Linked DNA regions of Homo sapiens: region 1 is linked to region 2. Evidence: chromatin contacts called from ENCODE Hi-C or POLR2A ChIA-PET data. All regions are on one chromosome and are shown on one strand. Each heading gives the region's core, a stretch centred on a gene start or an enhancer-like site at or near the end of the contact. The rest is flanking DNA. Distances are from core to core; before and after follow the strand shown.

Region 1 (4,920 bases), core at 2,139-4,638, 240 kb before region 2:
CAGGGATGCCGGATGCACCCAGGATGGCCTTGGGGACAGGGCAAGAAGCCGTATGGACCAGAGGTGAGAAAGTCGGCCTGTCTCGCAAGCATGTGTCTCTCCTGGGGCCTGTGCTACGCATATCAGAGACAGCACACACACCGACCCGCACTCAGTGACTCCTACCAAGGCAGCATCACAAATTTTTGACACAAACATCTTCAAAGTAGAAGGCAGAAAGCAGCAGCCTCTGCGTAGATTTGCAAATCAATCTCCCCTACTGAAGACCAACTGGACTTGGAATTCAGTTCTTAGTTGCGACAGGCATGGAGACACCCTGATTCGCTTAGGGACATAGAAAGGTTTACTCTATTACGCTGGATAATACAGGGTGCTATGCGGCAAAGACGTTCAGCTCTTAATTCTCTCTTGTGATAGAGGTTCAGGAAGAAGCGGAGCTCCCCCAGAGCACACTCACAGAAGAGTGTGTGTCTGGCCAAGCACAGTGCCTCATGTCTGTAATCGCAGCACTTTGGGAAGCTGAGGCGGGCAGATCATCTAAGGTCAGGAGTTCAAGACCAGCCTGGCCAACGTGGCGAAACCCTGTCTCTACTAAAAATATGAAAATTAGCCAGGTGTGATGGTGCACGCCTGTGATCCCAGCTACTTGGAAGGCCGAAACAGGAGAATTGCTTGAACCCAGGAGGCAGAAGTTGCAGTGAGCCGAGATCGCACCCCTGCACTACAGAGCAAGACTCCATCTCAGAAGAAGAAAAAAAATGAGTCTCTGTCTAAAGAGGCACGTCTGCCGGTCAGCGCAGGGCAGGCTGGCTGTGTGTGTTAACAGGAGCTTCCTGCTTAGGCCCTGGGCATCCTGGAAATGATGCACGTGCTGAGCTCACTGGCACTCGAGGGGGCCAGGCACTAGTGATGCTTTCAGCAGATGCTGATTTGGCAACACTTACCCTGGACCAGGCCCCCTTCTCTGAGCTTTAAAAATATCAGCCCATGTAGTCCTTGGAAATGAGGGTCATGGAAACATCACCCCTGTTTACAGATGAGAAACCAGGGACTCAGGCATGTGCAGTAACCTGCCTAAAGCAGCAGCTGGCCATGGTAGAGCTGACTCAAGCCTGGGCAGTCAGGCCCCAGAGTCCACACCCCTCACCGCCGTGGTGGGCCACCTCCACACGAGCCACCCAGAGATGTCTGTGGCCAACAGTCTGGCACGGCTCTTCAAGGATTGCTGGTTGTATTGATTTGTACTCTTACACTGAACATGGCAAATTCAACTCAAACTAACTGAAGCTTAAAAAAAAAAAAAAAAAAAAAGCACCAAGGGGTGCTTCAGGCATGGCTGGATTCAGGAGTCCAGATGATGTAATGAAATGTCCCTGCTCCTATCCTTGTCTCTCCTTTCTGCTCCCTTACTGTCCCCACCTTCGTGCCCCCCACATGACATCATGAGATCTTTCTCCTTTTCTGTTCTGCCCCATCCACCAGCCCTTGGTATGTGCTTCCCGTGTGGTAGCAAGAATGGCTTCCAACTGTTCTAGACCTACAGCACCCCCATAGCTAGCAACCCCAGAGAGGGCACAGCCCCCACGACCCTGGCATCCTCCTCCGACCCTTTCAGGGCCTGCAACTGGCCCCTCTGGCACCCTCGTTTGGACCCATTGCCATGCAGGCATGGTGACCCTGAGGGCAGCCCCAGCAGAATTGGGTGGAGGTAGGGAGGGGCGTTTACCAAGGCAGGGACACTGGCAGACCCAGAGCAGCGGCTGTGTCATCGGCGCCTCCTGTCACCCCCAGGGTGGTGAGCAGCTGGATCGAGAGGCGCAAGGTGCAGTCGGAGAAGGCCAACCTGATGATCCTCTTTGACAAGTACCTGCCCACGTGCCTGGACAAGTTGCGCTTTGGGTTCAAGAAGATCACGCCAGTGCCGGAGATCACGGTGATCCAAACGATTCTGTACCTGCTGGAGTGCCTGCTCACGGAGAAGACCGTGCCCCCCGACTCCCCCAGGGAGCTGTACGAGCTGTACTTCGTGTTCACCTGCTTCTGGGCCTTCGGTGGCGCCATGTTCCAGGACCAGGTGATGCACCTGGGGGGCCCGGCCACCCACACAGGGTCTCTCAGCATCCTGCTTAGCTGGGCCCTGATTTTTACTTCTGTGTCTCAACAGCTTGTGGATTATCGAGTGGAGTTCAGTAAATGGTGGATCAACGAATTCAAGACTATCAAGTTCCCCTCGCAGGGAACGATTTTTGACTACTACATTGATCCTGACACAAAAAAGTTCCTGCCCTGGACAGATAAAGTGCCCTCCTTTGAGCTGGATCCCGATGTCCCACTGCAGGTAACTGTCCCCAAAGCAGGGCCACCGACTGGTGATTTAGAGGCAGGAATCGGTGCAGTACCCTCCACACGCCTGCACGGAATGTCCAAACACAACCGATTTTCAACATTAGGACCTGTTCGGTAGAACATGGCCTGCACACCCACGAGAGGCAGAAGTGTCTGAGAATCACAGCTCCCTCCCCTTCCCTCCCCTGCCCCAGGCCTCTTTGGTCCACACCACGGAAACCATCCGCATCCGCTACTTCATGGACCTGCTCATGGAGAAGTCCTGGCCGGTGATGCTGGTGGGGAACGCGGGGACGGGCAAGTCGGTGCTGATGGGGGACAAGCTGGAAAGCCTGAACACGGACAACTACCTGGTGCAGGCTGTGCCCTTCAACTTCTACACGACCTCAGCCATGCTGCAGGGTGAGGCTGGTCCGGCCACGCCCTGCCTACCCGGCTGCCCCCCGCCAGTCCCCGTTCCCTCCTGTCCCCTCTCACTGCAGGCCCAGGCACTCACTAGCCACTTTGCACCTCCTCACTTCCCATGCCCCACCCGCTGGCCTTTCCTTCCTGAGTCGGAGACAGAGGAGGAGCAGCCGGGACCCCTCTTTCTGGTGCTCCCTTGTGGGCATGGTGATGGGGTTTTGATGGCCAGTCGAGGCAGCAGGTCCCCCGGGAGTGTCTCAGCCAATCTAAGGCGACCCAAAGGTGACGGAGAGCAAGGTTCCTGCCACCCTCGCCTCTGATCGCTCTGTTTATTCCTGGGGCTGTACCCGGTGCCCCCTCAAGGGCCACTCCCAGGGCAGGTACCTTTGGTAAACTTGGATCCCAGCCAGGTCCCACCTTCTGTCCTCCGGGGAAGCAGGTAGCGCCCCTCCCTACCTAACAGGCTCTGGCTCAGGAGGCGCAGGCGGGCAGCTGACCCTCTGCCCTCTCTAGGGGTGCTGGAGAAGCCGCTGGAGAAGAAATCGGGGAGGAACTACGGGCCGCCAGGCACTAAGAAGCTCGTCTACTTCATCGACGACATGAACATGCCCGAGGTGGACAAGTATGGGACGGTGGCCCCGCACACCCTCATCCGGCAGCACATGGACCACCGGCACTGGTTAGACGGGGCGGGGCCGGAGGGGAAGGCGTGGCCCCGGGGCGGTGAGGGCGGGGCCAGGGCGGGGCGCAGGAAGAGGCGGAGCCCCAGGGCAGTAGGGCAGGACTGGTGTGGGGCGGTGGGGGGGGTGCTGCAACGTGGGTAGGGAGACACGGGTCGTAGCTGGGCCCCCAAGTTTGTGGGGCCACAAGGCATTGAGGTAGGGCCAGGGTAGGGGAGAGGTTCTATCAGTTTCGTCCATCACCCATTTCACAAACATGCAGCAGTGGCCTAGAGCCCCCGCGGAGGGGGGGATCCTCCTTCCCCCCTTCCACCGAGGTGTCTGTCCCGCCGGGAGAGGAAGAAGCACATTACCCGGTAAAGGAAGAGCCCTGAGGAAAACCCCCAGTGCAGTCACAGAGGAGCCTCCCAGCTGGGAGCCCCAGCAGAGAGATGCCCCTGGGGAGATGGTGCACAGCTGGAAGCTGGCAGCAGTGTCCTGCTGGCTGTGGGACCTTAGAGGGAGAGCATTCTGGGTGGAGAGATTGCCACGTGTAAATGCCCTGCCACACGTGAAGAAGCCCAGGAAGGCCGGTGTGGCAAGGATGTGAGAGCCAGAGGCAGAGGGTGCCCAGGGCAGCTGCAGCCAGAATCCCAGGGCCTCGGGACAGAGTGCAGATTTTCTCCTAACGGCACCGAGAAACCAAAGGTGGCACGTTTAGGTTTGCAGTTTGGAAAGATGAGAACATTCAGTTCAGTTGTCTTTTTTTTTTTTTTTTTTTTTTTTTTTTTTGAGGAGAAATCTCGCTCTGTCTCTCAGGCTGGAGTGCAATGGCTCGATCTTGGCTTACTGCAACCTCCGCCTCCTGGGTTCAAGGAATTCTCCTTCCTCAGCCTCCTGAGTAGCTGGTAATACAGGTGCCCACCACCACGCCGGCTAATTTTTGTACTTTTAGTAGAGAAGGGGTTTCGCCATGTTGGCCAGGCTGTTCTCGAACTCCTGACCTCAGGTGATCCGCCCGCCTTGGCCTCACAAAGTGCTGGGATTAGAGGTGTGAGCCACCGTGCCCAGCCATAGTTGTCTCTTAAAATAAGCAAGTAGCTCAGGCCAAAAGAGCCTAGAAACTAGTCTGCTCGTTCATGAAGCCTGGCCTCATGCCGAGAAAGGCAGGCATGGGGGGTTAGGTAGTCTACTTGAGGTCATGGTCCTAATGAGTGGCGGAGCTGGGTTATTATTATTATTATTATTATTATTTCCAAGACAGAGTTTCGCTCTTGCTGCCCAGGCTGGAGTCCAATGGCGTGATCTTGGCTCACTGCAACCTCTGCCTCCTGGGTTCCAGCGATTCTCCTGCCTCAGTCTCCCAAGTAGCTGAAATTATAGGTGCCTGCCACCATGCCCACCTAATTTTTGTATTTTTAGTAGAAACGGGGCTTAACTATATTGGCCAGGCAGGTCTCTAACTCCTGACCTCAGGTGATCTGCCCGCCTCGGGCTCCCAAAGTGCTGG
Region 2 (4,714 bases), core at 1,447-3,946:
GGCAAAACTCCATCTCAAAAAATAAATAAATAAATAAATAAATAAATAAATAACTTGTGATAATATTAAAAAGAATAAAGAGGCTGGGCATGGTGGCTCATGCCTGTAATCCCAGCACTTTGGCAGGCTTAGGCAGGTGGATCACCTGAGGTCAGGAGTTTGAGACCAGCCTGGCCAATATAGCAAACCCCATCTCTACTAAAAATACAAAAAAGTATCCAGGCCTGGTGGTGCGTGCCTGTAATCCCAGCTACTCAGGGGGCTGAAGCAGAAGAAGTGCTTGAACCCAGGAGGCAGAGGTTGCAGTGAGCCGAGATCCCGCCACTGCACTTCAGCCTGGGCAAGAGAGTGAGACTCCATCTCAAAAAAAAAAAAAAAAAAAGAAGAAGAAGAAGAAAATAAAAATTACCTGTATTTTTATCATCTAAGAATAACTATTAATATTTTTGTCTATTTCATTCTGGATATGTATATATGTATATAAATCTCTGCGTGTGTGTGTGTGTGTGTGTGTGTGTGTGTGTGTGTGTGTGTGTATTAAAGAGGGGAGGTATACAGTCAGATCAGTGCTTTAGAAAGCCCTTAATAGGAATCCCAGAAGGAGGATTGTTTAGAATGGTAAAGTAGAGACTTTAGCTTAAGATTGTTAACTTTGAGACCCCAAGAAGAGGTGGTTAAGAAGCTGCCAGGAATGTAAGCACAGAGCTCAGGAGGGGGCCTGGACTAGAGGAAGAGCTATGAGAAACCACAGCATGGGCTGGGTGTGGTGGGTCATGCCTATAATCCCAGCACTTAGGGAGGCTGAGGTGGGTGGATCACCTGAGATCAGGAATTCAAGACCAGCCTGACCAACATGGAGAAACCCCATCTCTACTAAAAATACAAAATTAGCCGGGCGTGGTGGCACATACCTGTAATCCCAGCTACTCGGGAGGCTGAGGCAGGAGAATCACTTGAACCTGGGAGGCAGAGGTTGCAGTGACCTGAGATCACACCATTGCACTCCAGCCTGGGCACCAGAGAAGAGTGAAACTCCGTCTCAAGAAAGAAATGAAAGAAAGAAAAGGAAGGAAGGGAGGGAGGGAGGGGACGGTGGAAATCTTGGACTGCAGTGAGTGTAAGGGGAGAAGAGTCCACGTGGCAGGCAAAGGGGAGTTTCCCTCTGTCCCTCCATCTCTTAGAAGAATCCAGATCCATACTGTGGAAGATCCGTATACAGGAGTTCCCAGGGCCCCAGAACTGCTGTCCTGTGCTGGAGAAGGTGGTAACTCAGAGAATCAAAAGAAAGCCAGCAACTCGCATGCCTGTAATCCCAGCATTTTGGGAGGCCGAGGCAGGTGGATCACCTGAGGTCAGGAGTTCAAGACCAGCCTGGCCAACATGGAGAAACCCCCATCTGTACTAAAAGCACAAAAATCAGCAGGGCATGGTGGCAGGTGCCTGTAATCCCAGCTACTCAGGAGGCTGAGGCAGGAGAATCGCTTGAACCCGGGAAGCGGAGGTTGCGGTGAGCCGATATCACGCCATTGCACTCCAGCCTGGGTGACAAGAGCAAGACTCCGTCTCAAAAAAAAAAAAAAAAAGAAGGAAGCCAGTAACTCTAAGCCCCTGTAATTCCGTGTCTCCCTTACTGCCCTGTCTGGGGCAAGCACCAGCAAAAGTGCATTATATTGGTTATCCATTGCTGCATAACAAATGACCCCAAAACATACTGCCTTAAAGCAACAATCATTATTTCCCATAGCACTGTGGGTTAGGAATTGGAGAGTGAGCCGGGTGTGGTGGCTCACGCACACCTGTAGTCAATCCCAGCACTTTGGAACGCCGGGGCAGGTGGACTGCTTGAGCCCAGAAGTTTGAGACCAGCCTGGCCAACATGGTGCAACTCCGTCTCTACAAACACAAAAAGTAGCCAGGTGGCTGGATGTGGTGGCTCACGTCTGTAATCCCAGCACTTTAGGAGGCCGAGGCATGGGGTATCGCCTGAGGTCAGAAGTTGGAGATCAGCCTGGCCAACATGGTAAAACCCCATCTCTACTAAAAATACAAAAATCAGCCAGGCACGGTAGCACGCATCTGTAATCCCAGCTACTTGGGAGGCTGAGGCAGGAGAATCGCTTGAACTCGGGAGGCAGAGGTTGCAGTGAGCCAAGATCGCACCACTGCACTCCAGACTGGGCGACAGAGCAAAAACTCTGTCTCAAAAAAAACCAAAACCAAACAAACAAAAAAAGTAACCAGGCCTGGTGACTCACACCTGTGGTCCCAGCTACTCGAGAGGCTGAGGTGGGAGGATCACTTGAGCCCAGAAGGGCCATGCCTCAGTGAGCCGAGATGGAGCCACTGCTCTCCAGCCTAGGTGACAGAGTGAGACCCTGTCTCAAAAAAAAAGCGGGGGAGAGGCGGAATTTGGGAGTGGCTTACAGCTGGAAAGTTCTGGTTTGGAGTTTCTCACGAGGTTGCCGTCAAGACATCAGTGAGAACTGCATTATCTGAATAATCCTCTCGCAGGTGGTGTCCTCACACAGCTGACACGCTGCTGCTGCTGTTGGCGGAGGCCTCAGTCCTGTCCATGTGAGCATCTCCTCAGGGCTTCCTGAGTGTCTTCACAGTCTGATGACTTGCTTCCCCTAGGGTGAGCAGTCTGAGACCGAGGCAGAAGCTGCCTTTTTATGACCCCCTCACACGCTGGTACTTCCTACTTGACACCCAAGTCAGCGCTGACTCAGTGTGGTAAGGCCTACAGAGGCGTGAGCACCAGGAGATGAGGACAGATGGGGGCTCTCTTGCGGGCTGCCTACTGCATTTATAAATGCTGGTTGGGCATAGGGCCTGAGCTGATGAGAGGCCCCTGTCCTCACAGAGGTCAGGCCCCTGGCAGGGGCACCTACCAGGTGGTGCAGATAAACATGCCCGAGTGGGATGCCAGTGGGCCCAGGACCTGGCGGAGCTGGGCCATCCCTGGAGAAGGGGCTTTGCTGTGGCGAGAGGAGCAAGCGCCTTCGATGCTGGGGGAAGGGCCTCTGAGTCAGGGCTTGTTTCTGGCACGTGCACACGCTTGCTCACACACACACAGAACACCTCTGGATGGACAGACGTGCGCACAGCTGGTGACAGTGTTTACTCGCCTTTGTGCTATTTGTGGCACAAGGGCACGTGTTACCTATTTTGAAAAATTCTAAGAAAAAATTGAAGAAAGAGGCCCACGTGGGCCAGTGGATCCCACCGTGGGAACCACCATTGCAAGCGGTTTTGGTGCACAGGCTCTCTCCTCTTGCTGTAAACGACGCAGCACCATTTGAGCCTGATGTCATGTTGTCTATTCTGGGTGACCTTGAACCATGCACTGTCTCTTCCCTGGGAGGCACTCATCCGCCTCTTAATCACAGCTGCAAAGCCTGACACTCAGAGAACCATGAACACAGACAGAACCCTTGGGCCAATCACTGTGGAGACTAGCCAGAGAGTGAGGGAGTTAACTGGCCATTCAGAGGGTAAGGAACACTGACTGGCCAATCAGAGAGTGTGGGGCATCAACTGGCCAGAGTGGAGTCAACTAGCCAATCAGAGGGTGAGGGATGTGGCTGGCCAGTCAGAGTGAAGGAGTTGACTAGCCAATCAGAGCGTGAGGGAGTCCACTAACCAACCAGAGGGTGAGGGATGTGGCTGGCCAATGAGAGAGTGAAGAAGTTACCTGGCCTGGCTAAGTTCCACACGCCCCAGAACACGTGGAGGCAAGGTGGGCAGCTCTGTTCTGGAAGGGAAGGGTCAAGCAGCACACCCTCCCCACCACACACACTCTCCGGGAACGCTGGTGGTCCCAGCAGCCCCTCCCCGGTGTGTCTTCCCCAGTGTCCTATCCCCAGAGCCCAAGCACATCTGCCGTGAGAGGCCTGAAGTTAGGCTCACATCCCTGGCTTCCCAGCAAACCCCCAGGAGAAGCCTCATCAGCAGAAGTTGGGGGCCAGGAGGAGGAGAGGAAGAGTCCGCCACACCTTTCCTCCCAAGCTGAGAGGACATGCCCACGAAGCCAGCCCCCGTTTCCAAAACGGAGACCCAGGCCCCCCTCCCCACTCCCTGTGCTGATCTGGGAATAAGAAGTAGGCTTGTATGTCTACAGATGACTTCACAGTGGACACACACACACGTGCACACACGCTCTCAGAACACCTCTGGATGGACAGACAGACACGCGCACAGCTGGTGACAGTGTTTGCTCACGTTTGTACTGTTTATGACAGACAGGCATGTGTTACCTATTTTGAAAAGTTCTAAGAAAAATAAAAGGCTTATACTGCACACAGCACAAGTGATTTACTTAAGGACAAATTGGCACAATGGTCCCACATGGAATGGTAAACGTTCAAACACCAGGAGGAAGAGGAGGCCCTGCTCACCCCCCAGATTTGTCCTCACTGGGCCCCACCAAAACTGTGCCACCCCCTCAAGCCCCCAGGAGCTTCCTTAACCTTTGAATCAATAAAGAGACCTAGGGGTGGGGCAGGGTGGAGGAAGATCAAGCTACAAGAGGCTGCCACCTTCCCCAGCACACCTCTCAAGACCTCTCAAGACTCGGGAAGGGCCCCCAAACCCCAAACGGGGCCGTTTAGTGCTTCCACGTGTTGTACAGGCCCTGGGAACCCTTCTCCTGCAGCCACCTCAACTGTCCATCTGCATAACGGTGGGCGTGCCCCAGCCTTTGTGGCCCAAGGGG

The links. Hi-C counts contacts between places; a loop is a spot of excess contacts on that map. ChIA-PET counts read pairs that join two places held with the same protein, here RNA polymerase II (POLR2A). Pooled maps may share reads with other maps.
Region 1: a pooled map shows a loop between it and region 2 (2.5-fold over the local background). The contact joins the promoter of DNAH17-AS1 here to the enhancer-like site in region 2. A Hi-C loop is called at or near these places in 1 of 168 maps with a recorded cell type or tissue (PC-9), 1 of 37 single-sample maps with no recorded cell type and 5 of 50 pooled maps. POLR2A ChIA-PET finds 5 or more read pairs at or near these places in 1 of 52 experiments (Panc1).

What each region holds. Positions count from the first base shown.
Region 1 is chr17:78,483,378-78,488,297 of GRCh38, reverse strand. DNAH17-AS1 (DNAH17 antisense RNA 1) reads right to left here and starts at 3,388. Exons shown (of 6, transcript NR_102401.1): 1 at 3,136-3,388. It overlaps DNAH17 (dynein axonemal heavy chain 17), which reads left to right. Exons shown (of 81, transcript NM_173628.4): 45 at 1,792-2,074; 46 at 2,165-2,338; 47 at 2,541-2,748; 48 at 3,265-3,430. RefSeq lists a silencer at 3,356-3,585 and enhancers at 3,656-3,705, 3,736-3,875.
Region 2 is chr17:78,240,478-78,245,191 of GRCh38, reverse strand. It overlaps TMEM235 (transmembrane protein 235), which reads right to left. Exons shown (of 5, transcript NM_001395503.1): 5 at 4,205-4,714. Among named protein-coding and RNA genes, the nearest start is that of TMEM235, 11 kb to the right of the region's middle. RefSeq lists enhancers at 2,488-2,637, 2,648-2,777, 3,248-3,367 and a silencer at 3,528-3,577. Within about 2 kb of position 2,696, at least 4 of the 41 ENCODE cell types and tissues checked have a DNase peak (open chromatin) inside an H3K27ac peak, as active enhancers do.